7 separate regions of the Homo sapiens genome follow, and regions 2, 3, 4, 5, 6 and 7 are each linked to region 1. A link is a loop called in an ENCODE intact Hi-C map of the cell type or tissue named here. Cell type or tissue: IMR-90. All regions are shown on one strand.

Region 1 (4,000 bases):
ACTCTGACATTAAACTTGAACAGTACTGCTACCACAATGTCCAGCAAATAGAGGGGAAACTGCTTAGGCTCTTGGTCCTTTGGAATGAAAGCAATGCACTTACATACTTCTCCCCTAAAGTAAGCATAAATATAAATTATAATTGAATGTACGTGGTGTGAGATAATCATTTTTCATGAAATCATGATGCTCAGGAAAATAAATACTGATGTTGAGGCCAACTCAACTTCAGAAAAACATTTGCCTCAAAATGCATATATGACCTCATCCTCATTCTTATTTTACCTTTTCTTCTTAACAGGCTTATGTTGAAATGTAGGCATTATGAAAAGCTGACTTGCCTTCCATAAGGCCCTTGGCCCATAAATATCTGTCCTCAAATAAACAGAAGCCCTACCTTGAAACAAAGAAAGTCTGTAAGGGAGGATGGGCAGGACAGAGGGCAGATGTAGCTTTATTTTTAGCACATTGTTATCAAATACATTATTCTCTGCTGAGATATGTATTGGCCATCACAAAAACCCATGCTTAACAAAGCTTTCATTTTTAAATTTGCATAATGCCTTATTCGCATGCATAGAATTCCACAAAGTATTGCTTCTGACCAAAGAATTCATTCCACATACACACACACAAAAATTGTGACAAGGGGCTCATGTCCATGGAATTCACTGATTTCATCACATGCCCATCACCCTGAAGCAGCTGGCCTTATAAAAAGTGGAATGGCCTATGGAAGCCTCAATTACAGCACAATTTGGGAGAATACTCTGAAGGTCAAGGTTCTGTCTTTCGAGATGCCTCATGTGCTTTGAATCAGTGACGAATACATGGTCCAATTTCTTCCTTAGCCAGAACATATGGGTCCAGAAAGCAAGGATGAAAGTGGGAGTGGCTTATCTCACTAGTATCCTTAATAGCCACTCCCAGAATGCTTGCTTTCTGTTCCTGAAACTCTGGGCTCTTCTGGTTGGAAGCTGGAGTGCAGTGGCAAGATCACTGCTCACTGAAGTCTCAACCTCCCAAGCTCAAGCAATCCTCCCACCTCAGCCTCAAGAGTAGCTGGGACCACAGGTTTGCGCCACCATGCCCAGATAATTTTTTATTTTTTTGTAGAGGCAGGGTGTCCCTATGTTGTTCAGGCTTGTCTTGTACTCCTGGGCTCAAGTGATCCTCCTCCCTCAGCCTCCCAAGGCATTGGGATTACAAGAGTCAACCACCACACCTGGCGCAGAGGTCTATATTCATAATAGAGAAATGTTTGTACCAGGTGACACACAAATTGTTCCACTGATTCAGAAGTTGAGAGTGTCAGTGAATCACCTGGGGCTCCTATCCCCACTGACCTAGCAGGTAGGGGATTACTGTACTGGTTGATCCTGGTTACTAAGAGAAATCAGATTTATTTTATAAAACTCTATTTAGAACACAAGAGTTTCCCCAGAGTATTTCTTAGTATACCCATCTCCAATATAAAAGCTAATGGAAAATGACAGCATCTATAGCCAAAGCAAAAAGTTATTATTTTTGTATAGAACTTCAAACACGGTATGTGAATAGCCAAAGGGGTAGACTGTGTGAATTATTAAGCTATTACCTCACAGCTCCAAAGCTACCTTTCTGTATTCTGTTCAGTGATGCTGGGGCTATCTATAGATCTCTCTTTTGGGGAGTTGGCTCTCTGTTATGTTCTATAGTAGGGAACACTAGTGGGATATCAGAAGGCCTGGGGTAGGAAGCTGCTGTTCCTCCCAACTATTGCCCAAGCAGGGACCCCTCACCCTGGCATTGATAGTGTCCATCTATTTCAGCATTGACAGAATCACAGGCAATGCCCCTTCCCCTGAGCTTTGTTTCCTCAGCCCTATGGGTAGTTGCTACTTCCAGCAATTACTGGTTCCTTTAGTGGTTACTTTTGTTCCTTCATCCCTCCCATACCTATGTGATCAATTCTCCATATTAAATTCCCTCCGTTAAAATATCAGATGTGGTTTTTGGTTTCCTGACTACACACTGATTAATACAGCCTTAAAAAGGAAGCTCAAGATCATTTGACATCTCAATTACTATCACTTTTTCAGAAATATTTATTACGATGCTCAACTGCAAAAAAAAGGAGAGGAATATTAAGAAAATGTAATATGGAATTACTGTTTTTCAAATGCCATCATCCAAACAGAAAAGAGAGAAATCCCTGTGAATGCCTGTTGAGAAACAAATTCATTTTATTAAAAGGTTTCCCTCTTTGTATTTGGAGGTTAAAGAAATGATAGACTTTATTGTTCCACCAAACAAACCATTTCACTTATTTTTGGTAAATTACACTAAATGTGGTTTAATTACTGTGTCCAGAATAGCATTTCACATCTGTGGCCCCAAAAGCTATTATCACTATGGACATTTAGGGAAAAGAAATGGAGCCCTCTTATGGCCAATTTAAATGCTACAGCACCCTTGCAGTTCCACACTGATCGTGTTAACATCTGACCTAGATCACTAGATCTTTGGACAGAGATACCTCAGGGGTCCTACCCTACATCACCACTAAACTGACATGGAGTGTGTTGCCCAGAGAAATAATGTCTGTGCTTCTTGGCACTGTGCATATATGACATACAAACACTTATACACTGTGTAAACAAGGTCATTAAATGCCCAATTTTATAAGAAGGAAATAAAGGGAATAGGATAGGTCTGACTCTGCCTAGAATATCATTTGAAAGAGATACTTTGATCCCTTACCTGGCAGAGGTCTTAATACAAGCCACAGTAATTTCCTTCTGAATTAGTTTCATACACAGGTAAGGCCCCAGGGTATCATAGAAGGGAAACTCAATAAATTCACCAAAAGATTGGTGTGCAAGGGGTTTGTGTTGAAATCCACACGTTATTACCTTTTGTAGGCAAAGATAAGAGAATCCAGTGAAATGGAGTGTTAGAGACCTCAAAGGACAAACTGGTGCAAGAGAGGCATGGAAGGGGGGAGGCAATTAGGCTTGGGAGTTGGGTGTCACTGGGTTCTAATGCCATCTTAGCTCATTTCTAGCTGTGTGACATAGGGCAGATTATTTAACCTCTCTGTTTCTCAGCTTCCTCATCTGTAAAATAGAAATAACCCCGTCTAGTTCAAGACAACATAGAGTGTAGTGGTTGAGACCAGCTGCCTGGCTTCAAATCCCAAGCCTGCCCCTTACTGTGTGACATTAAGCAAGTTATTTAACATTTCTGTACTGTATTCATAAAATGGAATATAATCGTACTGTCCCGGCAGGGTTGTTTTGAAGATTAAGTGATTTGATAGACATGAAGCACTTGGGCAGGTGTCTGGCTGGGTCTGCAATCATTGACACTGTTTGAAGCACCTCATGATGCCTTGTGCATGGTGAACGCACAATGTTAGCTTTATTATTGGCTATCAATTATTGTTAACAATGTATTTGTTATCTTTTTCCTATCTACTTCTTTTTTTTATTAGGTCAAGTCGTATGAAACTGCCATTTTTATAGATCAAAAATACTTGAAGATAGCCATTCCTTGGTTTAACCTAATACAGAATAATGCTTGTCACTAGGTCACATGAAGGGTTATTGGCAAGGGCATAAGACCAAGGAAGAAAATAGAGCTTTCTGCCACATGCAGGTCACTGAGCCCTGGAACCCTTACTTGATGGAGTGTTTCCTGTTCCTGCCTGCGATAACAAATCCCTTGAGCAGTTTAATGAGACTTAGTCCTTCAGCTCTCCTTATGCTAGCCTCAGAAAGGAAGAAGGTGGGAGGAGTGTATGGGAAAGGAGAAGTGATGGGTCTATATACCAACTAGGCAGGTCAGGGGAACAGAATCCATTCCAGGTAGTTCCATATGGTGCAGGAAAAAAAATGAAAAGTATTGTAGGGGACACTGAAGCCACAAGAAGTCAGCAACAGCTGGGAGTGGCCACAGCCTCGGCAGCTGGAAAGATAGAGGGCAGAGGTGGCACTGCCAGAGACCAGGGCCAGGACCA
Region 2 (4,000 bases), 420 kb before region 1:
GCAATCCAGGTTCTCTTGATCCTGTGGCTTTATCATCTCAATAGGAGGCCTTCTTTACTGTGGCAGGGAACAGAGGGCTAGAAGGTCTTATACCTGCAATGAAATACTGGAACGCAAAAGTGATACAAGTCACTTCTTCTCTCAACCCACCGGCTAGAGCTAGTCATGTGGCTCCAAATAGCTTCAATAAAACAAACAGTAGAATTCTCTCATGTGTCCAAGGGAAAGAAGAACTAGATATAGGTGAGCACCAGAAGTCTCACACCCAGGAAAAGGCTAAATCATATATCCATGCTATGGAATACTATACAGCTATTTAAAAGCATTAGGCAGATCTATATTTAGTGATTTTTTAAAAAAGATCTAAGACTTCAATAAGCAAATATCTTAAGCAACTTGATCTCCCTTATATTAAAAATATGTTTATATATATTTGTATGTGTGCAAATGAATAGCAAAAGGTTTATGTAGAATGATACAGTCCAACAGTGGTTATCTGGGAGCAAGGAGTTGATTGGAGGAAGACTCAGATGAAGGGGACTTTCAAGTTTCCCTGTGTATTCTTCTGCATTGTTTACCTCTTTTAAAATGAAATTGTATTCACATAATTTAAATTGCTTTTACATTTGTAAAAAGTAAGTAAACACATCTGGAAACCTATCTCCTCTAGCAGCTCTTTAATAGGCTTTGAGATTTTTTTTTCCAAAAATGCAAATATATAAATTTTAGCAAAATAGTTGCCTGTATTTTGTTGTCATAGCCAGAGGCACTTAGTCACAGAAAGGACTTAGAATATATCATTATCTTCAGTCTATACCCTGGAAACAGAATCTGACTCTGAATTGTTGGCACATGTCTGCTGGGCAGTTAGGAGCAATACCCATGAGTGGTGACAGAAGCCAGCCTGGACACCGAGAGAGACTGAACCGTCACATAGTCACAATGGAGGCCTCGGTGGATCGGATTGACCACTCTGACCTTCAGAATTGCTCTGCCTTGAGGCAACTGCCCCATCCCCATCCAGCAGCTCTTACTTAGCTGGGGCTGCCCCAGGGTGTGGGTGTGACAGTGACCAAGGACCTCCCAGAGAGGACTAAGCTGGATGCACTTCAGCCACCAACACAGACAGCAACTGGGGCAATGAGAGTCCCAGCTTGAAGCGGGGATCTGGACTGTTCTTCACCAAGGATCCCACTACCATCACATCCCCAACTTCACCCAGAGAGTGATAGTTTAACTAATGGCATAGCAAGAGCCCAACCTGGGGAGTAGAAAACTGGGCCTTACCTAGCACATAGCATACATTCAGCAAGTATTTGTTTGATGAACAAATGAATGGCGCTATCCTTGGACCAGGCTCACAGAAGCCTGAGGAGCCTGTGAGAGTGGATCAGGGAATAGGATCCCTAAAGCAGAGTCTCCATGCATTGCAGAAACAAATCCAGGTGAGTCTGGACCTCAGACTCTCTAGGCCTCACCCTTTTGATTTCTCACATTATTCTCACAGGCATGGAAGGAGGGAAGACCTGGAGGTTGCAAGAGGCTGATAAGCCAGCCTGTGATCATCCAGGCTTCCAGCTCCTCCTCTTCCCCTTCCTTCCATCTGCCCCATCTGGTCATTTCTCTGCTCCTCAGCACTTTCTTCTAAGGGCATCCATGGGAAGAAGGAGATAAAGCTCTAGACAGATGCTGTGCCACTGGAGGGTAGCCCTGGAGAAAATATTACAGCTATTAAAGGAGAGTTGGCTCCTATTGACTCCTAAGACACCAGCTAATTATTGGTTAAAATGGGTTGAAGTCCTTGGAATGTTCTAGGCCAGGGCTTCTGAAACTTAAATGTGAATACAAACCATCTGTGTGTCTTTTAAAAATGCATATTCTGATTTAGAAGGTCTGCAGCAAAGCAAAGTTTAGTTTTTTTGTTTGTTTGTTTTTATTTTGAGATATTTTCTCACTCTGTCACCCAGGCTGGAGTGCAGTGACGGGATCTCAGCTCACTGCAACCTCCACCCCCCAGGTTCAAGTGATTCTTGTGCCTCAGCCTCCTCAGTAGCTGGGATTAAAGGCACTGGCCAACACCCCTGGCTAATTTTTGTATTTTTAATAGAGACAGGGTTTCACCATGTTGGCCAGACTGGTCTCGAACTCCTGGCCTCAAGTGATCCTCCTGCCTCCCATAGTGCTGAGATTACAGGCATAAGCCACCACGCCTGGCCAAGATTCTACATTTCTAACAAGCTCCCAGATAATGGATGATTCCTATGCTGCAGGTCCAGGGACTACACTTTGATTAGCTGAGGCCTTAGAGAAGGAGAATACAGATATGTGTCACTGACTTAAGAGTCAAAATTATATATCATCATCACCACCTGACCACTAACACCTTGTTGTGCTAAATGCTTTGAACACTTTTTCTCACTTGATTTTTAAAGAGCCCTCAAAATAGCTATTATAGCCATGCCCCATTTACAGAAGGAAGAAGTGAGACCAGGGATCCTTAGTGACCAGCTAGCATGTGGTAAAGCCAGCACTGCAACACAAGTCCATCAGAGTCCTGGTCCTGGGTTCTTCACCACTTCACAGGAGAGAGAGCATAGCTTTGAAGCAGTCTCTTCTGTGATTATGTCTTCTTGGAGGGACCTCGGCTGGGCCCCAGCTTGCTAAGAAGAGAAAGCCACTGGAGTCTTTGTGTCGTCTCTAGACAGGGAGATGATGACGGTTCGCGGAATAGCTAATAGTGGATCAGCCGCTTGTGCTTAGCTGCTTCCCTGGTGCTTCGGGCAGCATCTTCCAGCTAAAGGAAGGGCTCCACGCTGAGCCATCCAGAGGATTCCTGGCTGCAAGTCCCTGGCCGGCAGGGCGGCCACTGAGCGGTCATCAAGGGCGCAGCGCTGAGCCCTGGCATGGAAACGCCGCCTCCGCCACGCCCACGTCCCCAGGCTCAGCTGCATGCTCATTGCACAGGGTCGCTGCACTGAGCTCAGCTGAGAGATTGCTTAGCTCAGCTTTGAAATCCAACCTAAATTCACCCCCTGGGCCTGCAGACACTCTGGCCAGATGCTCTTCCCCAACCAGAGCTGGGTAATAGAAGGTGACAGGCTGAACGCGGGGACTTGGGGGCGTGGCTGAGCGGCTGACAGCTAAGAGCTCTTCTCCCCAAACGCTGGACGCTGAAGGCTGAAGGCTGGAGCTGCGTTCCTGCGCTTTTTGAGGTGCACAGCTGCAGGATGGGGGTTCAGATATGCACCCAGGGGGATCAGGAATTTCATCTCTTTTTCTGGCCTAAATGTTCCAGTGTCTTCACATGCGGGGAGTTTATTTGCCGTAGGTAGCTCCTACTCCCTTGAGGAGGGAAAGGATCCCACCCGCATCTTCAGAGTCCACTGCCACAAACCCTGACAGAGTTATGGCTAATTTCTTAAGGTGGAAACAAATTGAGGTAATACTGGTGACTAAATGAATAAATAAAAATACACATTTCCGGCCGGGCGCGGTGGCTCACGCCTGTAATCCCAGCACTTTGGGAGGCCGAGGCGGGCGGATCACGAGGTCAGGAGATCGAGACCATCCCGGCTAAAACGGTGAAACCCCGTCTCTACTAAAAATACAAAAAATTAGCCGGGCGTAGTGGCGGGCGCCTGTAGTCCCAGCTACTTGGGAGGCTGAGGCAGGAGAATGGCGTGAACCCGGGAGGCGGAGCTTGCAGTGAGCCGAGATCCCGCCACTGCACTCCAGCCTGGGCGACAGAGCGAGACTCCGTCTCAAAAAAAAAAAAAAAAAAATACACATTTCCTAGACAAAATGTTTTCCATTTAGCCCCTACCCCATCCCCAATCCATATAGCACCTTGTGAAAATTAGCAAAAGTGTCCGTTTTGGGACCAGGCAGCAAATGGGGAAAGGACAGCCAAGTGGGAGGACACAAATAGTCATAGGGCTCCTGGCTTGGTGAGTAGAGCGTGGCCTAGCTTTCAGCACTAGTTTGCCCCCTCAGATGGTGC
Region 3 (4,000 bases), 300 kb before region 1:
TTAAAAATCATTTTTCTTACATCAACCTGGGTCCTCACACTATTAAACAACAGGAGAGCTTTCAATATTAAATGAAGTGGGGCAGCTGGGCAACTGTAAATTTTGGATGATACTTCAGAGAAGAGTCTAGGTGTATCTGTTCTATCCCTTTTTCTGATGGGCATCTGCCATTTATTTTTCCATTCTTAAGCTCTCAGGAGGGATGTCTTATTAGTTTATCAGAATGCATAGGGAAAGCTCATCTTTCTTGGAGTAGGTCTTCCAATAAGTGTTCAAGCCCTGGGTCTTCCCTCACTACAATAATAAACATACCTGCTCTACCCTCCTCACAAAGCTGTTATCGTGAGCATGAAAAGACGAGTCGCTGTGGGGAAGAACTATTAACCCCTATACAGATACTGTTGTTGCTTTCCGTTCAAGGATCCACCATGAGACTGTGGGTAAGGCACTTTCTGGGCAGTGAAATCGGGCTTAAGAGAATCATTGTACTTTTATTTTGCTCCTGGGACCGGCAAGGGCAGTTAAGAGCCCTAGCCCTAAAACTGTCGTCTGTTACAGAGGCAGAGAAATCATTACTGGGGTTGGCAGCGTTGGGGGGAGGGGGGAAAACGTGTATGAAAACCTGGGCTCCCAGAGCAAACTTCGCCACGCGCCCTCCATCGCCCCTGTCTCCACACAAGTCCCGGCAGGGGCTTCTTGGGCGGAGGCCACGCCGACCAATAGGAACCCACTGTGTTCCTACAGGTTACGAAGCAGGTGGAGAAATTGAGCAGAAACAATTAGCGAAACCGGGCTCAGCCTTTACCGCGGTGCCAGGAGCTCCTAACAGGCCTGGAGGGGAATGTCGGGGCTCAATTTCCTAACGCTCCCCTCCCCATCCCCATGCCACCTCCACGAGCAGCGGCGTCCAGCCTCCTCCCGCCCGAACGTGCTCGAGGGGCGGGCAGTCGACCTTTATTGTCTGGGGAGCACCTGGCAGGTGGCGGGCCCGTGCCCTAACGTGTGCGTGGTGCCCAGCTTCACAAAGCGAGCGGGCAGCACCTCCTTGGTCCGGGAACGGCCTCAGCCTGGCCGTCCACATCCCAGGGGTGGAAAGGTGGAGAGAGAAAGGGGCTCCGGAGTCAAGAGCGGGGAGAGAGGGCGCGCGCGCCCTCCTCCTCCCGGCGGGCACGGCCCCCCGGCATTAACACGTCGAAAGAGCAGGGGCCAGACGCCGCCGGGAAGAAGCGAGACCCGGGCGGGCGCGAGGGAGGGGAGGCGAGGAGGGGCGTGGCCGGCGCGCAGAGGGAGGGCGCTGGGAGGAGGGGCTGCTGCTCGCCGCTCGCGGCTCTGGGGGCTCGGCTTTGCCGCGCTCGCTGCACTTGGGCGAGAGCTGGAACGTGGACCAGAGCTCGGATCCCATCGCAGCTACCGCGATGAGAGGCGCTCGCGGCGCCTGGGATTTTCTCTGCGTTCTGCTCCTACTGCTTCGCGTCCAGACAGGTGGGACACCGCGGCTGGCACCCCGACCGTGCGACTACTCGGCGAAGCCTGTGCCTGGGAGGGTGGTACCCGCCAGGGTGCATCCGGAGAGAGGACTGCGGGCCCTCAGTGCCCGTGCGTTCCAGCCTCCGGGGAGACTCCAGGTGGCCCTCGGACTCTCCGGCGCCCTGCCTCGCTCACCTGCGCGAGGAGACCCCAGCTGCTGGTGGTGGGGGACGCGAATCCGGGGTTCTTCGGGAATGGGGACAGCAAGAGGGGGTTAGGCGTGAGCGAGGCTGCAGGCTCCGTGCGAGTTTGGGGTGGCTTTTGTGCCGACGTTGCGCGGGGGGCGGAGGCGGGGGGCTCAGGGGTTTGCACCGAGCGCCTTCTCTTGCCGTGCGAGGCGCGGCCGCAGCTTCCTTTTGTTAAAAGTTGCGTGTGTGTGACCGGCGCCCGGGAGGACCTGCCTGCAGGTTCTCCGCCGCGCTGAGGGCAAAGTTAGAGAGCCCTTTCTCTGCTCTGCGGCTACTGCCTTCCAACCGCAGGCGCTCTTTGTGCCCAGAGCTGGGGACCGACCCGCTGCCGCCTCTGCTCGCGGCGCCACCCGTGGAGACCAATCGAAGGCTGCGGCGTTTCCCCGCCTCCGGGTTAGGCTTTTGCGCTGGGAGTGCGCGGCGTGGGGCTGTTGTGGGGCCGGACTCCCGCGAGCCTGGAGGTGGTGGCGACAGGGACAACTTGGGCAGGGCGTGTGGAAAGCAGCCGCTAGGTTGCAGACTTTTTGCTTTCGTACATCCCGTGCTCGCCCCTTTCTGCCGCGGCGCCGTTTCATTCCTGCCGCGCGCCCCGGGGCGGCTGGAGGCTGTGTTTGCCGCCTGCTCCGGGAAGGCAAGGGACAGCGTGCTGGGACTCTGCGTTCCCTGACTCCAACCGCCTAGCACGCCGGCCAGAGTGCCCGGCCTGCCTGGCGGGTTCTGAAAGCCCCTAGTTCCCGGTGTCTGCGACCTGTATTCGCAGGTCCTGTTTTCTTCGGAAATTTTTGAGATTCGTGACCGCCCGCCTCCCCGCCCCCGGGACTTCTATACTTCAGGGCTGCCTGGGGGTGGGGTGGGAGATGGCGTGGAACTTTCTGCAAATCCTACTCAGTTCTTAAAGCTATAACAGAAATCCAGGTATATCCGCGCGGGAACTGGGTCTTAGGTGAAGGATTTGCAGGTTGCTGGAGCCCCTTGGTCAGATTCCTGCCTCCCGTTCCCTTTTTTCCAGGTGTCGCTGGTGCGGGCGAGTGCAGGTCGCCCAGCTCACCCCTGAAGCCCTGCTATCTCCCAGGTCATTTTTTAAAACAAACCTTTAAGGTTACCCTGATGATGTAAGGATAGAAAGTGAGTCTTAGCTGGAATCAAGCGCTTGAAAGGAAGCGGCGCAATGAACGGTTTTGAGACTGTCGACTACCGGTCAGTTTCTCTATAAAGTCTCCAGGCGCAGTCTGCAGCGTCCTGGACTTGTAACTATTGTGAGGGCTTTCCTGTGGGGGGCAGAGAGGCCTTGCATCTGGACCCCTGTGCAGCAGGAGGGGTCAGCAGGGGTCACGAGGGAGTGTTCGGATTCTCTGGAGGATTTGATCACCTAGCTTAAAACAACACATCTGGTCTTTATGTTTTTGTGCCTTGACCTTTTTAATATCAGTTAAGCTATGTGAACTAGAACCTAGTAGGAGACTAGAAAGACCACATCGAATATCTCCCTTTTAAAAAATTAAAAGAATCAATGGTTTTCTTCTCCCCAATAGATTTTTGGCAAAGGGAATTTTAAGGTCTGTCTCCTGGGGGGGCAGTGTGGTGTAACGACAAAGCCTTGCTCTGTCCCCTGGGTTCTCGGTTTCTCTGCCATTTCTTGGCTGCGTGCCCTTGGCCAGGTTGCTTAGGGCAGGTTGCTTAAATTCTGGGAAACGCAGTGTCCTCCAGAGTACAAGGAGGCATCTGCATCATGAAGGATCCTTTGGGTCCAGAATTCTCCTCCAATGTTCTGAGTGTAGACTCAGCACTCTTTTTAACTATTCCCCTGGCCCCTGTCTGCCTCTTTGAAATTCCTCTGCCTCTCCTGCTCACAGGGAAGTCATAGAGTATGGGTGCATCTGACCGGTCTGCCCCTGACTGAAGCAAGGAGCTGTGGCTTATGCTTACTGCCCTTCAATTCCCATATATTCCTCTGCATTGCCCTTTGAGGGCCCCCGCCCCCCAAGTATTACAGCTCCTGTGCCTAACAGGATGAACCTGCTAGGAATAGTGAATCATACCTTCCCCGTTTCGTTCCTGCAGGTGTGAGGCTGGAGTCATTCTCAGCAGCTGGACACAAGGCACTCTAAATTATTATCCTGCTGGAAATAAGAGACCCCAGATAATTCATTTATCCCTATTCTGTTTTTTCCCCCACTCATTCCCATTTTTTTTCTCATGACTCTGTAAATCATGTAATGCTATGCATTTATAGCATGCTTTCTAATGGGCCTTAAGTTTCGTATGACATGTGTGGTGTACATAGT
Region 4 (4,000 bases), 640 kb before region 1:
CTTGCATAGCAATTACTGACCATATGGCTCCTCACAGGACACTAAATTCAAGATGCTCCCAAATGAGCCAGGAACTGCTCCTCTTAGTACCTGTGCATCAGCTGCCCAAACCGCACACCTGGGTGTTATCCCTGACTCCTTCTTCTGACTCATACACTTTACAAGTTCTTCCTGAATTACTCCCGGATCCTCCCCATCCTCCTCATTTCCAGGACTGCCACCAAGATCAAGCCTGCATCACCTCTCACCTGGACTGCCGCTGCAGCCTCTTGACGGGCCTTGCCTTCTTTATTCTTCCCTCTGGCCAATCCATTCTCCACACAGCAGCCAGAGAAATTCATTTTTTTAAAAAAAAAAACAAACCTGATTATGTCACTGCATGGCTTACTACTCATCAATGGCTTCTTACTACCCTTAGAGAAAAGCCCAGCCCAGTAAGGACTGAAGGCCCTGTGTGATCTGGCCCCTGCCCCCTCACTCCATGCCCTTCTCCCCTTCGCTCTGGCCCAGCCACAGTGATTTTCTTTCCCTCTTGCTAATGAGCTAATCCCTTCCCTGCCTCGGGCCTTGGCATACACAGTTCTGTCTGCCTGGCACTCATTTTCCTCAGATTCCCACCTCTTTGTTTAGTGCATTAAACAAAGCATTTTTTGAGGCATTAAATTCATATACCCCCAAACCATGCCAGGTTGCTGGAGACTCTCATAGCTCACTGCCCTTGTGCTTTGAAGCATTCCTCAGCCTTCTAATTACTTGCTCCACTGTCAGATCCTTGAGGCCAGGCCTCCTCTCTCTGTTCCTCTCTGGACCCCTTGTACCCAACACAGCACTGAACACCTATTCATTCAGTGATCCAGCCCTTCATTCATTCACTCATTCACTCAAAGACATTTGTTGTCATTTCTGTCCCCATTTCTGGTTTGGTAGTGGAAAAAGACTTAGTGAAATAATTGCCCAAATAGTTTATTTGTTAGAGTTAAAATCAGGCCTGCAAGCAGAAAGAGAAGGCATTATGAACGATGTAAACAAGACATAGGAGGTGCGAGGAGAACGGAAGATGGATTTTCTATCAAGAACAAGAATGGGAAGATTTTCTGCCATCTTGACTCTAATTCTTATCTCCATTTTCACCCTGAACCTTACACTAGACCAAGTTACATAAACCCAGTGTGAGACAAGTTTAGTTGAAATATTCTTTTAACCAATTAATTGCCATTAGTGCTGCCTCCTTGGAGCTTCTGACTTCAGAAAAATAATCCAGGAACGTTCTGCCACTAATTCTTCTACCTTGCCCGCCACCATTTTTCTGATTATTTTTCTACTCTCAGACACTCTCTCCATCATAGGCTGGCTCTGCTCGTCTTGGAGCCTGTGTAGAACAGGACTCCATGTGCCAAGCTAAATCTGCTCCGCTTCATCATCGCTTAGGCTGCCAAATTGGGTCAATATAGTTTTAGAATGTAAAAATATATTTCTATTCAGTATATATATTATATATATATTTATGTGTTCCAGTATATATATACTGAAGTACATATTTATATGTTCCAGTATATATATATATGTATATATATACATATATATATACTGAAATATATATATGAAATTTATAAATTGTATTTATACATACATAAGGAAAGAATAGAAACACCAAGGAAGGCCTGAGGGCAGCTTTGATGAAGATTATGGGATGGTTAACCACCAACTCTTCTCTTCCCCAGTCATCCTGGACAATTGGCCATTGCTTTCAGCCTATTAACACCCTCAAGATGCACTGAACATATGTTGACAGTCAAGCACTGATGTGTCTTAGAGCATCAGGTGGTAAACAATGATGAGTTTCCTGGCTGGAATTTGGAGGTCAGAGACTATTCTGGGGTCCCTAATCTTCAAACACCCAGATTTCTTGTGGGCCAATCTGTCCTCCACCTGCCTTGTCCACGAAGGAGTAGAGAGTGGATGAAGAAGCCGGATTCTTCACGTGAAATCTCTGAGCCTGGGGCATGGGAGAGCCCACCCAGGCTCAGGCCTCAGCCCAGGCATCTTACCTGCCTAAGTGGTAATCCCTGAACAGGAAGACCTTTTGGAGAATTCTTTACCTCCTGTCCAAAGTGGCAAGTTGGCCACAAGGGGGAAGCATCACACAAAGATAGTGCTCTGGCCGACCTGCTCTTTGCTCTGACTTTCCTATTGTTATCTGGGCCAGGAAGGCAGGTGAGGAGGGCCCACTGCCGAAGGCTGTGGTTCAGCTGAGACCATGCCCACCTGATGTCTTGAATATGGCCATGAAGCCAATGAACACTCGATGAATAGTAATCGACATGTGATGAATATTCAGGATTTAATTTATTAATGAAATTAAGCAGAGCCCTGGAAAAGATAAGCGTAGGTGGCAAAATTCTTAGATCTGAAGATTCATCATATGCTGAAAACTGGGAATTGAACAATCTGGTTCCAACATGGGCCCTGCAATGCAGTCACTGGTCGTGGGCTTTTCAGGCCATCTTTTGGCCTCGTCTGTCATTCCCCTTTCTGTCTTTATTACAGTGCTGCTGTGAGGATGAAGCAAGAGAATATGAAACTGGTGATGAGGTATTGCAAATGTACAAGACCTACAACTCAGGCAAGCAAAAAAAATGCAGCGCAGCTGATCATTACTGTAGATGGTCATGACCTTCCTGAGGTGGGGGTGCGTGTGTGTGTGTGAGAGAGATTCAGCCTGGCATAATTTAGTTTAAATCTTAGGTCAACTTAATAATCGAAATAGCCTTTTAAAGCTAGGGTGCCAACCTTCCTGTTTGTCAGGACTTTTCCAGTTTTGATACCCCGGAGTCCTGGGCCCTGGAACCTCCATCAGTCCGAGGAAAACCAAAACTCAACTCAAGTCTCCTCAGGCTCTCTGATCCCCTCCCCATCTTTATTTATTCTCCAAAAAGGCTCTGGGTATAATTGTGGAAGGCCGTGGCTCCCAGACTCTCAGCAGGAAAGAAGAGCCCAGACCTTTGGGTCTCTGTGCAAAACTCTGAACCCTTTCTGCCTCTCTTGAGGGTGGCAGGACTGGCTTTGCAGACTTGGTGGGCTCCCATGCTGGGGCCCACTGCTAGAGTCTGCGGCTTTTGCTCTTTATCTCAGTCTCCACTGACTCCATCCCCTTAACTCTGCTCTCTGGCCAGGCCAGCAGCCCTCATGCCCACCAGGGCCACTCCCTCTGCCTGTGCACTTCCCAGTCATCTGCTCGCCATGGGGAGGACTTGAGCAGCTGGAAGTGCTGCCTTTGACTCATTTGATCATCCATCTCCACAACAATGCCTATCACTGCTCTTGTCCCATTACAAGCTGCTGTGGCAGACAAGGGCTTTTCCCAAAGGCTTGCGGCCTCCCCAGAATGACTCGGAACACGAGCACTAGCAACATGTCTCCAGCCTTCCTCACACATCAACTGGGTACCAGTGACGGCTTGTCCTGGGCAGAACTTGAAGATGACCACCAGGATTCCAGGCCCTTGGTGCACACACCTTCTCCCAGTATTCAAACACTCACCTAGGTGCTGTGTGTGGTGAAGGGCTTTTGCAGATGTGATTAAAATCCCAAATCAGTTGATCTTAAAAGAGGGAGATTACCCAGGTGGTACAGACCCACTCACATGAGCCCTTTAAATACGTGTTCAGAGGTCAGGGACAGATAAGTCAGAGAGATTGGAAGTGTGAAACAGCCAGAAGGAGAGGCCACATGGCAAGGAGCTGAGGGCATCCTCTAGCATTCGAGAGCCATCCTTGTACAAAAGCTAGCAAGACATCAGTCCCACAACTGCCAGGAAAGGAATTCCGGAATTCTGCTAACAGCTGGAACATACTTGAAAGTGAACCTTTCTCTAGTTGGTCCACCAGATAGAAACACAGCCTCTTTTTTTTTATTATTTATTTTTTATTGATCATTCTTGGGTGTTTCTCACAGAGGGGGATTTGGCAGGGTCATAGGACAATAGTGGAGGGAAGGTCAG
Region 5 (4,000 bases), 580 kb before region 1:
GACTGGTGTGTGATGGGCTGGAAGGTAGATAGGGCCAGCATGTGCCCATGCAGAGCTTTCCAGACCGTGGTAAATATTTGGTCTTTATTCCAAAGCAGTGACTGGGGAGCATGTTTTATGTGTGTGTGTGGGAGGGCAGGGGTGCGATTGTTCATCCACATCAAGTCCCTGGTGACAGATGTCATGATAAAAAGTGAGTCTCAGCCAGGCACTGTGGCTCATGCTTGTAATCCCAACACGTTGAGAGGCTGAAGCAAGCAGATCACTTGAGCCGAGGAGTTTCAGACCAGCCTGGGCAAGATGATGAAACCCCGTCTCTGCAAATAATACAATTAGCTGGAAGTGGTGGCATGCGCCTGTTGTTCCAGGTACTCAGGAAGCTGAGGTGGGAGGATTGCTTGAGCCCAGGATGTCGAGGCTGCAGTGAGCAGAGATCACACCACTGCACTCCAGCCTGGGCAACAGAGTGAGACTCTGTCTCAAAAAAAAAAAAAAAAAAAAAAAAAAAAAAAAAGAAGAAAGAAAAAAGCAAATCTGTATAATTCTTTGAGAAGTTAATGTTAAAGACAGTTTTTGGTTTATCAGATCCTTGGGTATGTTATTTGGTTCACAATGCATCCACAGAGAACCAGAGCTGAATTCTAATTAGTATATAAGCCATCTGTAGCCACAAGATTGTAAAGGATGATACAATATTTATTAAAAATATTGATAGACAACTAGTTAGTCATGTAGATTAGCTGGAAGGATGCATATCAAAATGTTGTTAAGGGATTTGTTGGTGACTTTTGATTTTCTTTTTTGGTACATTTTATATTTTTCAAGTTTTCTGGAAGTAATTTTTTTAAGAACTCCCTAAAAATATAACTGAGTGTCAGAGGCACCAGGCATGCATGCCCTTTTTATTTGGGAATTGAACAGTATGGGATCAGGTTACTGTGAGGCAGGGGCTTCAAAAGAATAAAAAACACTGGTGTGCTATAGACCAAATTATGTCTTCCCCAAATTCATGTACGGATGCCTTAACTCCCAGTATGGCTATATTTGGAGTAAGTAAGTAATTAAAGATAAATAAACTCATAAAGGTGGAGCCGTGATGTGATAGGTTTAGTGTCCTTATAAGAGACACCAGAGAGCTCTTTCTCTTTCTCCCCACCATGTGAGGTTGCATGAGGAGGCACCATCCATGAACCCAAAAGCAGGCCCTCAGTAGAAACCCAATTAGCTAGCACCTTGATCTTGAACTTCCCAGCCTCCAGAACTGTGAGAAATAAATGTCTGTTGTTTAAGCTACACAGTCTAAGGCATTTTTAAAAAGCAGCCCAACAGACTAAGATGGGTGGTTAAATTCCATGGCCACAGTTTTTCTGAAAAGATGCCACAGAAAAGGAGAAATGTACGCTGCATCTTGTTCAATTTTATTACATTTCATGTTCTTTTTGTGATGAAAAAAAATGCTACCATCTAACGCCTACCAAAAAAATCAACAGATCCTCACAAGAAGCATTTGAAGTATGGGAGCATGTCTAAATGTACATTTATGTGCATGTAATGCTTGGAGAGACATAAACACCGGCCCCAAATAAAATCTGAGCCAAGTTTTATCCACAGAGACCGAAACAGGATTTTTGCACTGTGCTGTCTGCTGAAGGGTCTACAGGCTTCTGAGAGTCAGAGAACTTCTTTGTTCTATGAGAAGAGCAACATTACAGGGGCTTCAGAGATGGGAGGAGGCTCTTCCCCAGGCAGAAGCAAAGAGTCTCAGGGGAAGGGATGTTAAAGCTGCGTTCTGAGGTATGGATAGGAGTTCACCGAGTGGGTGAGGAGAGAGAAAGTTCTCTTGTGAGTTTATGAGAGCAGGAACCAGGTCTTCTTTTTCTCTGTGCCTGGTACCTCCGTGGTGCTTTGTGGAGTGTATGAATAGAGGAGCGCAGAGGTCAGATGAAGCAGTATGTAGAAAGGTCCTGGGGCCAGAAGCAGTGTGAGATGTTTGAAAGATTCTAAACTGTCTGATATTGTTTGTGTATGTGTGGGGCATGGGAGCAGGGTGGGGTAGTGAGGAGGGGCGAGAGGATGGCTGGAGTAGAGGGAAGTGGAGCACAAAGGAGGTAAGGATGGAGAGATAAACAGGGGTGGGATCATGCAGGGCCTGTATACTGCGCTTGGAAGTCCAGACTCGGCTGTGTGGGCAATGGCATCGTAGATTTGCCAGCAGGTGGCAGAATCAGAGTGGTAAGTGGGTCTTCAGATCTTAGACATGCTTCCTCCATTTCCTTCCAACGTAGTTCTCTTTATCTATCATGTAACTTCGCAGGGAGATGTCTGGCCTTAGAGGTCTGGGGTCACTGCCAGGCATGGGGATGCACCTGGGTGAGTTTTCCAACCCTCCCCACTACCCTGTCCTCAGGCAGAGCTGTAGAGGGGCAGGCCATCTTCTCTTTCCTTTTTAATTCTGTCATTCTCCCACACACCCAGAATCCCCGCTGCTCATTTTCCTGAAACCGTGGAGCTCCTCTCCGAGTGGCATGTACCAATTTAGGGTTTGCTGGGTAGGAAACTGTACAAACTCTGAGGTGGGCCTGAGGCAAGGTGAAGGGAGATTGTGTAGAGCATAGCCTGGAGGAGGAGCTGGGATCCCTGTCTCCCTGGAGCCGGTGGAGGATGCTGAAGAATGGAATCTGAAGATGCCCTGAGAATGTTTGGGGATCATGAGAAGTTTATGAGCTCCACACATCTCCAGCAAAGAGCAACACAGAAGATGGGCTTTTGTGTGTTAGGCAAAGAGGATGGCAGGAGGCCAGGAGGCTGTTCTGAAGGATGGCAGTACCCTGAAGACTCATCACATACATTGGATGTGTAATGTTACCTCCCTATCTCTGTGCCATACACACCCCCAAACCTCCAATACACCAGGTGTGATCCCATAGCCAGCTCCTCCCTTCACCTTCTGATGCCAGACTGGCAGAAACAGTAGTAGGAGGCTCCCCACCATAAGGAACCCAACTGGAGTGAAAAACCCCAGCCCCACTGCTAGGCTATCAGGTGCCCGTGCAAACCAGACAGATACCCCTGCCTTGAGCCATTCTGTAGCCACCTGCTGCAAACAACCTGCATCACCACTTTTACCTATCCCCAGTGCTCCCCAGCTGTGTTAGTCTTACTTTGCAAGTCCTCTGTCCAAAAGAGACTCTCTCAGAGGATCATCCTGTAGACAGAGAGATCCAAGATTAAAATACATTTTTAAAGGGCATTGTCAAGACTACATGGAGAGAAATTGCATGAAAGACAAAAAAAAAAAAGCCCAAATCAAAGATGCAGTTGCCACTGGCTCTCTGTCTCTGTCAGACAGGTAACCGAATCTCACAATGAGGCCCCCGGATGCATCCATGGGACACACTCTGTACGTGCCACAGATGGTTCTCACTTCATACATATTTCATCTGTTTGAGTGTATGTGGTTTGGGGCAAATAAAAGCAAAGCGATTTTTGTGTCTCCAGCTCTGCCTTCAATATTTAGAGATTGTATTTCCACCAGAGCCTCTGAGATGTAAGTAAATGCAAACGATCCCCGCCAACGAGTGTTTGAGCTCTCTGTGGAGAGGGGGGCTCAAGGTTGTAGATTCCCATTAGCGAATTGGCATCTCATCCTCTCTTCTCCCCAATGGGCCCTCGTATGAAGCTGAAATGCCAAGTTATTTCCTCAGAGAAATGTTTCCCTCACATAGAGTCACACGTCCTCAACTGTAACCGACTATCTCTCTGCCAGCCTCCGTCTATGGTAACTGACATCAGATGAGCACATCACATGCAAAAGTGCTGGTGCCATAAATCTTTCAAAAGATTAAAGGGAGGCAGAGAATCAGGCACCAAAGCAGGGAATAGAAAGTATGGTGAATGACAAAGACAAAGGCTGTTGTGATTTTCTGTAAGATTAAGAAACTATCAGAAATGACCAGAAGTCCTGTAATCTGCCTGGGCCTATCCCATGCAGATCTGCTGA
Region 6 (4,000 bases), 520 kb before region 1:
TCTCCATTTCCTAACCAACATTTATTCTTTTCTTTCCTTCTGTTTCTTCTTTTCCTTTTTTTTCTTTTAATAGTGGCTGTCCACACCGGTGTCAGATGGTATTTTATTGTGGTTTTGATTTACATTTCTTTGATGATTACTGATGTTGAGCATCTTTTCATACACCTGTTGACCATTTGTATATTTTCTTTGGAGAAATGTCTATTCAAGTCATTTTCCCATTTTTAAATTAGGCTATTGATTTTTTTGCTATTAAATTGTATGAGTTTCTTACATATTTTCCATACTAACCCTTTATCAGATATATGGTTTGCAAATATTCTCTCCTATTCCACAGGTTGCCTTTTCACTCTGCTGATTGTTTCCTTTGCTGTGCAGAAACTTTTTAGTTCAATGCAGCCCCATTTGTCTACTTTTGCTTCTGTTTCCTGTGCTGTCGGTGTGATATTCAAGGGATCATAGGCATTAGGTGTTTTTATAAAGCTTCCCCAGATGACTCTATTGTGCAACCAGGACTTAGAACCATTTGTCAAAATTACACCTTGCTATGATGTAAAGCCTATGGTTCCATCTAGACATAAAAGTCCTCTCAGTAGAACAGCCCAGCAGCTGAACACATTTATAGTCTGTGTGGCATGGTGATCCCTACAGGGAGGAGTGTGTCTAAATTTCTGGATGGGATAGGAGTGGGGTAGTGAGAATGCAGCTGGAAAGAGCACATTCAATATTGTTAAATAATTTTATCTCCGAATAATAATTTTTTCATAACTTAAACTACAAAAAATAACAATCCACTGGAGTCACATTAGTTCAGAAAGTCTAGAATGTCAGCTCTCTGAGGACAGGGATATCTGTCTCTGTCCACTGCTGTATCTCCAGCCCCCGGACAGTGTCTGGCACATTGTAAGCACTCAAAATATATTTGTGGAAGTGGCTGAGCCGCAGATTGGCTGTGGTTCTGTCCACAGTGCCTGGAACTGTTATTTTCCTATTATTATCTAGCCTCTCAGCTCTTCCTCTTTCCTGCCAGCCTTGACTTCCCGTCTTAGCTCATAGGAAGCTGTGTCCAGCAGGCATCTTCCTTCTGTGAAGCTGTAAGGGCTGTATGCAACTGGGTCCCGAGTGCAATGTGTGTGGGGGGGGGGGGGGGAGGGCGGGGGGGCGTGGGGGACGGTCATTGGTTCATCCAGGAAATGTCCATTTACATACTAAAGTCTGATTGGTCTAGAAGAGTAGCTGAGCACAATCAGTCCTGTGTGTCCACAGACCAGGAAGCTTAATATAAGTTAAGTCCAACCATATTTAACAAAATATTATGTCACTGTAGTGATGGAGTGACGATCATAAAAGTGTTAAAATGAAAATATAAAGTATGCACTGTATTAAACTTCATCCCTTCATTGAAATCATTTTCACTTGTATTTTAACAATCTGCACACTATCAAATGACAGTCTGTTTCGAATATGCCTGATAAAATTTTAAAAAACCATTGACTTGTTTCTATAGCATAAATGTGAAAGCTTTCAGAAAGAAAAAGAAGAAATGGAATATGCATACAGTTTTTCATAATTTTTATTTTATCATTTTCGAGCACTCAGATGAGGATTTGGGAAAATCTTCATGTCACTCTTTTAATAAAGCCACAGTGAGCACTTCATGCTGCTTCCACTTCCCACACACAAACTTTCTAATTATAAAAGGACCTTTTCAGACTTATTCAGGGCATATAATCTTATTTGCAGCTCCTAATTGGAGGACTGTGTTTGTTGAAAAGAACAGAAGTCTTCAGTCATTTAGAATAAAGCTGGCCCATCAACCCCTGTGGGAAGAAAAGAACTATTTATTTTATCCGTTAATCCCAAATACAAACACAATAAAGCTGTCTTTTCTAATAGTGACCTATTTCATGTTAAATTGGGATAAAGCTAGCTTTGCTCAATAAGACTATTGTTGTCAACAAAAAAGTCAATCTTATTAGGATTCCCATTGAATAACTTCCAATAACTTATCTTTTAAAATGCTAAACCCAAATCCCAGTTGAATTCTCTACGTTGTCTGCAAATCGGGAAAGGAAATAACCTCAACCGGTGAGCCCCATCTAGTGTCAGGGAAGTAAATTGCTGGTCAGAAACCGGGTCTATAATTTTTTCTTATCTTTAATCTGATTTTTAAGATTCTTCTATTTGTGCCCAAACCCTTATGTTTTTGTTTCTTTCTGGGGTTTATTTGCCTATATTTTTATTTCTAAAACTAAACAACTTTCTATACCAAGCACATTTTTTCTTGATAACTTATAAAAATACAACATTGCTTAAAATTAGCCAGATTTCCCCATTGGTTTTATTTTAAAATATTAATTTTAAAACGTGGACAGTCATGTTCCTTGAATAGCATTACAGAGCACTCATGTACTAAACTATGTTTGATGTAAACAATATTATTCACTTATCAATTTTATTTTATCAAAAGACCCCAAAGGATCTTTCTTGATATGAGTTTTAGAGGAGCAAGACCGAGTCACAGAAAAATCCAATGGAACATCTAAGGACATTGAAGATTTCGAAGTCTACTTTCTTGGGCAACATCTACATTTGAGGATTGTATTGGCTTGGAGGTCAGTTTCTTTTAGCCAACTACATCAGAGCTTAAGTGCAGTGTGTCTGCCTTCCACGCTTCTGCATTTCTCGACTGTTAATAAACATGTCAAAAACGAGTAAGGCAAGTTCAGGGCTTAGCTCCAGTCATACATGGGAAATGCCTTTGCTAATAATTCTGCCTTATAAATGCAAACCTTCTTTGTTCCCACACACACAAAAAAACTTGACAATAGCCAAATGAAGTAGAACATATTCCTCAATTTATCTACACTTAAGATATTTCAAAATATCTTTCCACTAGCCTATGTGCTCAAACCACAAAAGCAGACATAGGTATATAGAGGTATCTGGGTTATGGAGGAAAGAACAAAGGACTGAAGTTCAAATACTAACATTGCCCTTCACTGGCTGCATGTCCTTGGGAAGCCAAATCTCCCAATAGGGTGCCATGAGTTCAGGCTATGGAGCAGACAATCCCTGTTTCTCCACCTCCCAGCTGTTAGACTTTAGACAAATTATTTCTCTAAGCCTTGACTTCTTCATCTATCATGATATTTACTTCCTTCATACAGGAAGATTGTTATGAAGACTGACTGATAAAGTATGTGAAGTGTGTAGCTCAGGGTCTGGCACATAACAGAGTGCTCAGTGAATACGACTATGACTCACAAATGGAGGGACAAGCGCCCACCTCACAAGATGGTCGGGAAGACTCTAAGACATGGGAAAATGTTGGTCAACTTTAAGGCACTCTATCAATGTAATGAGTTAGGCAAACCTAGTAGGCCCCTCCTAGAAGGCCTAAAATTAAAAAGAGAGCTGTTGAAATTGAAGAACATGGGGCTTTCATAGGTCAGCACAAGCTCTGTGAGCTGAACAGAAGTTTTGTAGGTCTAATGATTTGTATTGTTGGCTTACATTGTATTTGGGGTTGCAAATTTTTGAAAAGAAGAGAATGATAGAGTTGGAAGGGAGATTGTATTAATTTAGTTTTCTTGTTTTATTGAGGAAAAAAACCTAATGTCCCTTCCTTCTTCAGAACTCCTTGCACACTTGAGATCATTTAAGAATTTCAAAGTATTTGTTTAATGTCTGCTTTTGCTCCGACTGTAAGAACCATGTATTCAGGGGCCATGTCTATTTGGGCTGCACTGTATCTTCAGATGTGGCTCTGTGTCCAGCAGTGTCTAGTAGTGTCTAGTACCTTGTCTACACATGGTAATTGCAGACAAGCTCAAAACTGCCATATAGCAAAGTACATAAGGGCATGGACTCCTCAGGGAGGAAAGGCTGGACACAAATTGGACCTCTCTGGTTTACTTCCCGTGTGACTTTGGGCAAGCTACTTAGCCTCTCTAAGCCTCAGTTTCCTTGCCTATAAAACAGAATTAATAATGACAGT
Region 7 (4,000 bases), 280 kb before region 1:
GCACAAGCTGGTCTTGAGCTCCTGGGTAAGCAATCCTCCCGCCTTGACCTCCCAAATTTCTGGGATTAAAGGCATGGGCCACCGTGCCTGGCCCAAGCACTGAATTTTTATTAATGTAAGAGATTTCTTTGTCTTTTTTTTCTTTTTTTTTTGAGGTGGAGTCTTGCTCTATTTCCCAGGCTAGAGTGAAGTGGCACAGTCTTGGCTCACTGTAACCTCCACCTCCCAGGTTCAAGTGATCCTCCTCCCTCAGCCTCCTAAGCTGAGATTACAGGCACATGTCACCATATCCGGCTAATTTTTTTGGTATTTTTAGTAGAGACAGGGTTTCAGCATATTGGCCAAGACTGGTCTTGAACTCCTAACCTCAAGTGATCCATCTGCCTCGGCCTCCCAAAGTGCTGGGATTACAGATGTGAGCCACTGCGCCCGGCCGATATTTCTTTGTCTTGACCGTTTTTTTTTTTTTTTTTAGAAGACAGAGTCTCGCCCCGTCACCCGAGCTGGAGTGCAGTGACGCAATCTCGGCTCACTGCAACCTCTGCCTCCCTGGTTCAAACGATTCTTGTGCCTCAGCCTCCTGAGTAGCTGGGATTACAGGCATGCTACACCACACCTGGCTAAATTTTGTATTTTTAGTAGAGACGGGGTTTCACCATATTGACCATGCTGGTCTCAAACTCCTGGTCTCAAGTGATCCTCCCGCCTCAGCTTCCCACAGTGCTGGGATTACAGGTGTGAGCTACTGTGCCCGGCCTGTCTTAACCTTCCGATGGGGCCTATGTGTTTAATTCCAAACATACAATGTAGGATGATTAAATCAGGATAATTGGGGTTATCCCATCACCTCAGCATTTATTTCTTCTAAGCATTTAATTACAGATCTTAGAATTGTTAGTGGCTTTAGACTCTTTACTTTGTCAAATGAGAAAAACAAGGCCTAGAGAACCTAAGTAACTTGCCTAATGATTTAGAATCCAGAACTGCTATGTCTCTACCAGTATATATTTTCCCCTTCACATCCTTCACTAATTGCTTAAGAGCAAAAGTATGCAGTTATGGCCGGGCGCGGTGGCTCACACCTGTAATTCCAGCACTTAGGAAGGCAGAGGCAGGAGAATAGCGTGAGCCCAGGAGTTCGAGATCTGCCTGGGCAACATAGTGAGACCTCGTTCTCCACCAAAAGGTGGGGGGGTGGGGAAGACAAAACCCCCAAAACCCAAGTGTAACTACCTGCAAAAGTATGCATTTATACATTTCATCTAATATATACAAATATTAAATATTTAACAGACACCAAACATTTAATAATTTTGCTTGTCTTCTCCAGCCTGAGAAAAGCTTTGACAGATGTCCTGTCTCTAAAACACACTCACTGGAAGCTTGAGTCGTTGCTGCTGGGTCCTCTTAGTAAGTTTCCTTAGAAGCACACAGAACATTTAACATGTTCTCTATCTTGGGAGTGCTGTTCAAAAAGCAGAAGCAGCCCAAGGGCATCTTCTTTTGCCACCAGGTGGCACGCTTGTGAATTGGGAACTGGTGGAAGGAATGAGTCAAGGTGAGGGTTGCACTAAAATGAATCTCCCAGCTGGGCAATGTTGAGGAATCTGAGTGGGGAAATGCTTCATTGCAGAGAATGAAGTCTGTCTGATTTGCCCAGAGATCACAAAAATAAAAGACAGAAAAGCAGAACATGAAAATGCTACAGGAAAGGTGGGATCGGCACAAATGATACCTTGGCACTATGTCCGTGTGGTTTAAGGCAGAAAACTGAAGGGCTGACTTGGCCCTGAGGAGGAAACTACTCAGTAGCAGAGGCAGGAAGGGCCCAAACCACAGGTGAATCCACCCAGGTTGAACGCCCACACAGAGGTGTGTGGGTGGGGTGGGGTGGGGTGGGGTGGTGCAGCCTGACTGCCTCCGCTGCAAAGGATGTGCCTTTGTGTGCAGTGTGACATCCCTCTCTAGCCTTGGCGAACCTGGGAAACACTTCGTCTCACATGTCCTTGGAAATGTGGGACCCACATGTACCATGGGCTCCTTTGTACCACTGAGAGTCTCCTGAAAAGAGTAGGTCCAAAAAAAGGGGGGCTTGAGCCCAAAATGGGCTTCTGCACCTTATGGACACATGCATCAGCTCCTGGGCAGGTCAACTTAGGAGCCCTTCTAGTCATCCCTCTGGCTATCCCTCCCCTCAGTTCCTTCTTTCTTTATTGCCATCTTCCTCTGTGGATGTTCATCTCCCCAACTCTTCATTCTGAGCCTTCTGGAAGCACCCTGTGTCTTCATGCTGCCATCAGGCACTGTCCCCCACACTCACTGACTCCGAGGGTCCTCCCTCCACCTCCTCCCCCAAACTCCTCCCTGACACCAGCCAGTCCCCACAGTTGCTGCTCCCCCGGCAGCACGACAAAGCTCCCTTCTTCCATGTCCCACTTCTGCCATACCAATGGCCGGGCCTGCTTCTGCTGTACCAGTTGCCAGGCCCTGCATCTAGAGATCCTGGTTTGACTACTGTGGGCAAAGCTCTGGTGGTTCCGACATGCAGCTGGGATTGCTAATGAGTGTATGAGTTCTATGATTGTTTCTCCTCACTGCTGTCAGTGGCCAGTCCTGTGCCCTGGAGACTTGAGGGTGGGTTCCCCATCCTTCTCTGCTCCCCAACCTACTACCTTGTCCTGAGGTTCTAGTGTCCATCTATTTTGCCATTCAAAGTAATGGCAAAAACCACAATTACTTTTGCACCAACCTTCTATAGAAGGCCCTGTGCACTGTCTGATCTGGAATTTCCTGGTTCTCCTTTAGCAGTGGAGTCATTGTCATCTCTATCCTACTTCAGCCACCCTGGGCCTTGTCATTTCTCCCTGGCCCCTCTGTTCTTTGTAGTCTCCACTCCCTCCCTGGGGGATTTCATGGACACCACTACCACCCTCTGTGTGCCAGTAAGACTCCAGAGTATATCTGTGGATATACCCCACCTCCTGCCTCCAGTTTCCAGAACCTTTTTGCTGCTGCCTGCTGGGCCAAATGCCTCAAAATCTGTTTTACCCCTCCAATCTATTGGCACCCCATCTCCCCATCATGTAAGACAAAACCAGGGATATTTTTCTCCTTGCTTCTTCACTGTCCAGGGCCAGCCCACCCAAGGTCCCAGGCTCACCTGGCATAAAGCCACCCCTCCCCTTCATCCCACCACCTCTGGTTGATGCCCTCATCAGCTCTTTTCTGGGTCGCTGACTGGTTGTCTCCTGGCTGACCTTTCTCCAATTCTGTTCCCCTTGCACTGTCCTTCACTGCTCCCAGAGGAGTCCTCCTAAAACATACATCTGCAGCTCACCCCCTTACCATGACGGAGGAGGCCTCCGGGGGTTCTGCCCTCTGTCCCTCTCTAGCCTCACACCGGCAGCAATTCTGAATGATTTTGTGACTCCTAGGCACTGACTCCACTAGTTCTGTGATATTTGGTCTTGAATGTCTCTCCCTTCTCCCCTGACCCAAGTGATAGACCTTTCTCCTCTTCTACCCCTCAGCCTGGCTGCACACATCACTTGTTTTGAGCCCTAGGAATCTTTTTCTGAGCCTTCTCCACTTGCCCACTGCCTTAGTTTCCCAGCTCAGTTCTACATAATACTCTGCCCTGTTTTAGCCTGTACTTGCTTCATTGTATGGTAATTATGTGAGTCTGTCTTCCCCACTGGGCTGTGAGCCCCTTCTTTGTATTCCCAGGCCAAATGATAGGAGCTCAATTCCCATTTCATCAATAAGGACACGTTACACAAGTGCTTGCTTTGTTACTGATCCAGCCTTGTTTGCCATTAATTACTGACACTCTAGCTTTAGCTTTATTTCTCTGTTCTGTGATTCCCCTGTGTCAATTAGTTCATCATCTTTAGACCAACCTTGAAATATACTTAAGGAGCTACTTAAAAAAAAAAACTAAATATGCTGTAATGAAGTCTGTTATTTTGTGAATTTTAAATGGCTAATCATTTTTAAATGG

The links. Hi-C counts contacts between places; a loop is a spot of excess contacts. Peaks named below come from ENCODE experiments on the same cell type or tissue, not always from the same donor. Only the 100,000 strongest peaks of a DNase experiment are listed, where the experiment ranks them.
Region 2: a loop joins it to region 1, with 9 times the contacts of the local background. A loop is called at or near these places in 2 of 110 quality-filtered maps.
Region 3: a loop joins it to region 1, with 10 times the contacts of the local background. A loop is called at or near these places in 11 of 110 quality-filtered maps.
Region 4: a loop joins it to region 1, with 16 times the contacts of the local background. A loop is called at or near these places in 72 of 110 quality-filtered maps.
Region 5: it touches region 1 in a loop (18-fold over the local background); 9 of 110 quality-filtered maps call a loop at or near these places.
Region 6: it touches region 1 in a loop (6-fold over the local background); 9 of 110 quality-filtered maps call a loop at or near these places.
Region 7: a loop joins it to region 1, with 16 times the contacts of the local background. A loop is called at or near these places in 23 of 110 quality-filtered maps.

The regions. Positions count from the first base shown.
Region 1 is chr4:54,959,143-54,963,142 of GRCh38, forward strand. No RefSeq gene overlaps it. Among named protein-coding and RNA genes, the nearest start is that of LINC02358, 120 kb to the left of the region's middle. In IMR-90, a CTCF peak has its summit at 2,424 (motif pointing left); a DNase peak (open chromatin) is centred at 649; H3K27ac peaks cover 1,486 bases; H3K27me3 peaks cover 46 bases.
Region 2 is chr4:54,536,808-54,540,807 of GRCh38, forward strand. No RefSeq gene overlaps it. Among named protein-coding and RNA genes, the nearest start is that of LINC02260, 68 kb to the right of the region's middle. RefSeq lists an enhancer at 2,533-3,034. In IMR-90, no CTCF peak of the experiment used is centred here; no DNase peak of the experiment used is centred here; H3K4me3 peaks cover 375 bases.
Region 3 is chr4:54,656,600-54,660,599 of GRCh38, forward strand. It overlaps KIT (KIT proto-oncogene, receptor tyrosine kinase), which reads left to right and starts at 1,358. Exons shown (of 21, transcript NM_000222.3): 1 at 1,358-1,482. The coding sequence starts at 1,416. RefSeq lists a silencer at 643-937. In IMR-90, a CTCF peak has its summit at 2,230; no DNase peak of the experiment used is centred here; H3K4me3 peaks cover 2,280 bases; H3K27ac peaks cover 936 bases; H3K27me3 peaks cover 1,486 bases.
Region 4 is chr4:54,320,887-54,324,886 of GRCh38, forward strand. No RefSeq gene overlaps it. Among named protein-coding and RNA genes, the nearest start is that of LINC02283, 10 kb to the right of the region's middle. RefSeq lists an enhancer at 3,856-4,000. In IMR-90, a CTCF peak has its summit at 2,128 (motif pointing right); a DNase peak (open chromatin) is centred at 2,125.
Region 5 is chr4:54,382,563-54,386,562 of GRCh38, forward strand. No RefSeq gene overlaps it. Among named protein-coding and RNA genes, the nearest start is that of LINC02283, 52 kb to the left of the region's middle. In IMR-90, a CTCF peak has its summit at 2,205 (motif pointing right); no DNase peak of the experiment used is centred here.
Region 6 is chr4:54,438,945-54,442,944 of GRCh38, forward strand. No RefSeq gene overlaps it. Among named protein-coding and RNA genes, the nearest start is that of LINC02283, 110 kb to the left of the region's middle. In IMR-90, a CTCF peak has its summit at 2,089 (motif pointing left); no DNase peak of the experiment used is centred here; H3K27me3 peaks cover 587 bases.
Region 7 is chr4:54,682,295-54,686,294 of GRCh38, forward strand. The region is part of intron 1 of KIT (KIT proto-oncogene, receptor tyrosine kinase); the gene reads left to right. Among named protein-coding and RNA genes, the nearest start is that of KIT, 26 kb to the left of the region's middle. In IMR-90, a CTCF peak has its summit at 1,512 (motif pointing right); no DNase peak of the experiment used is centred here.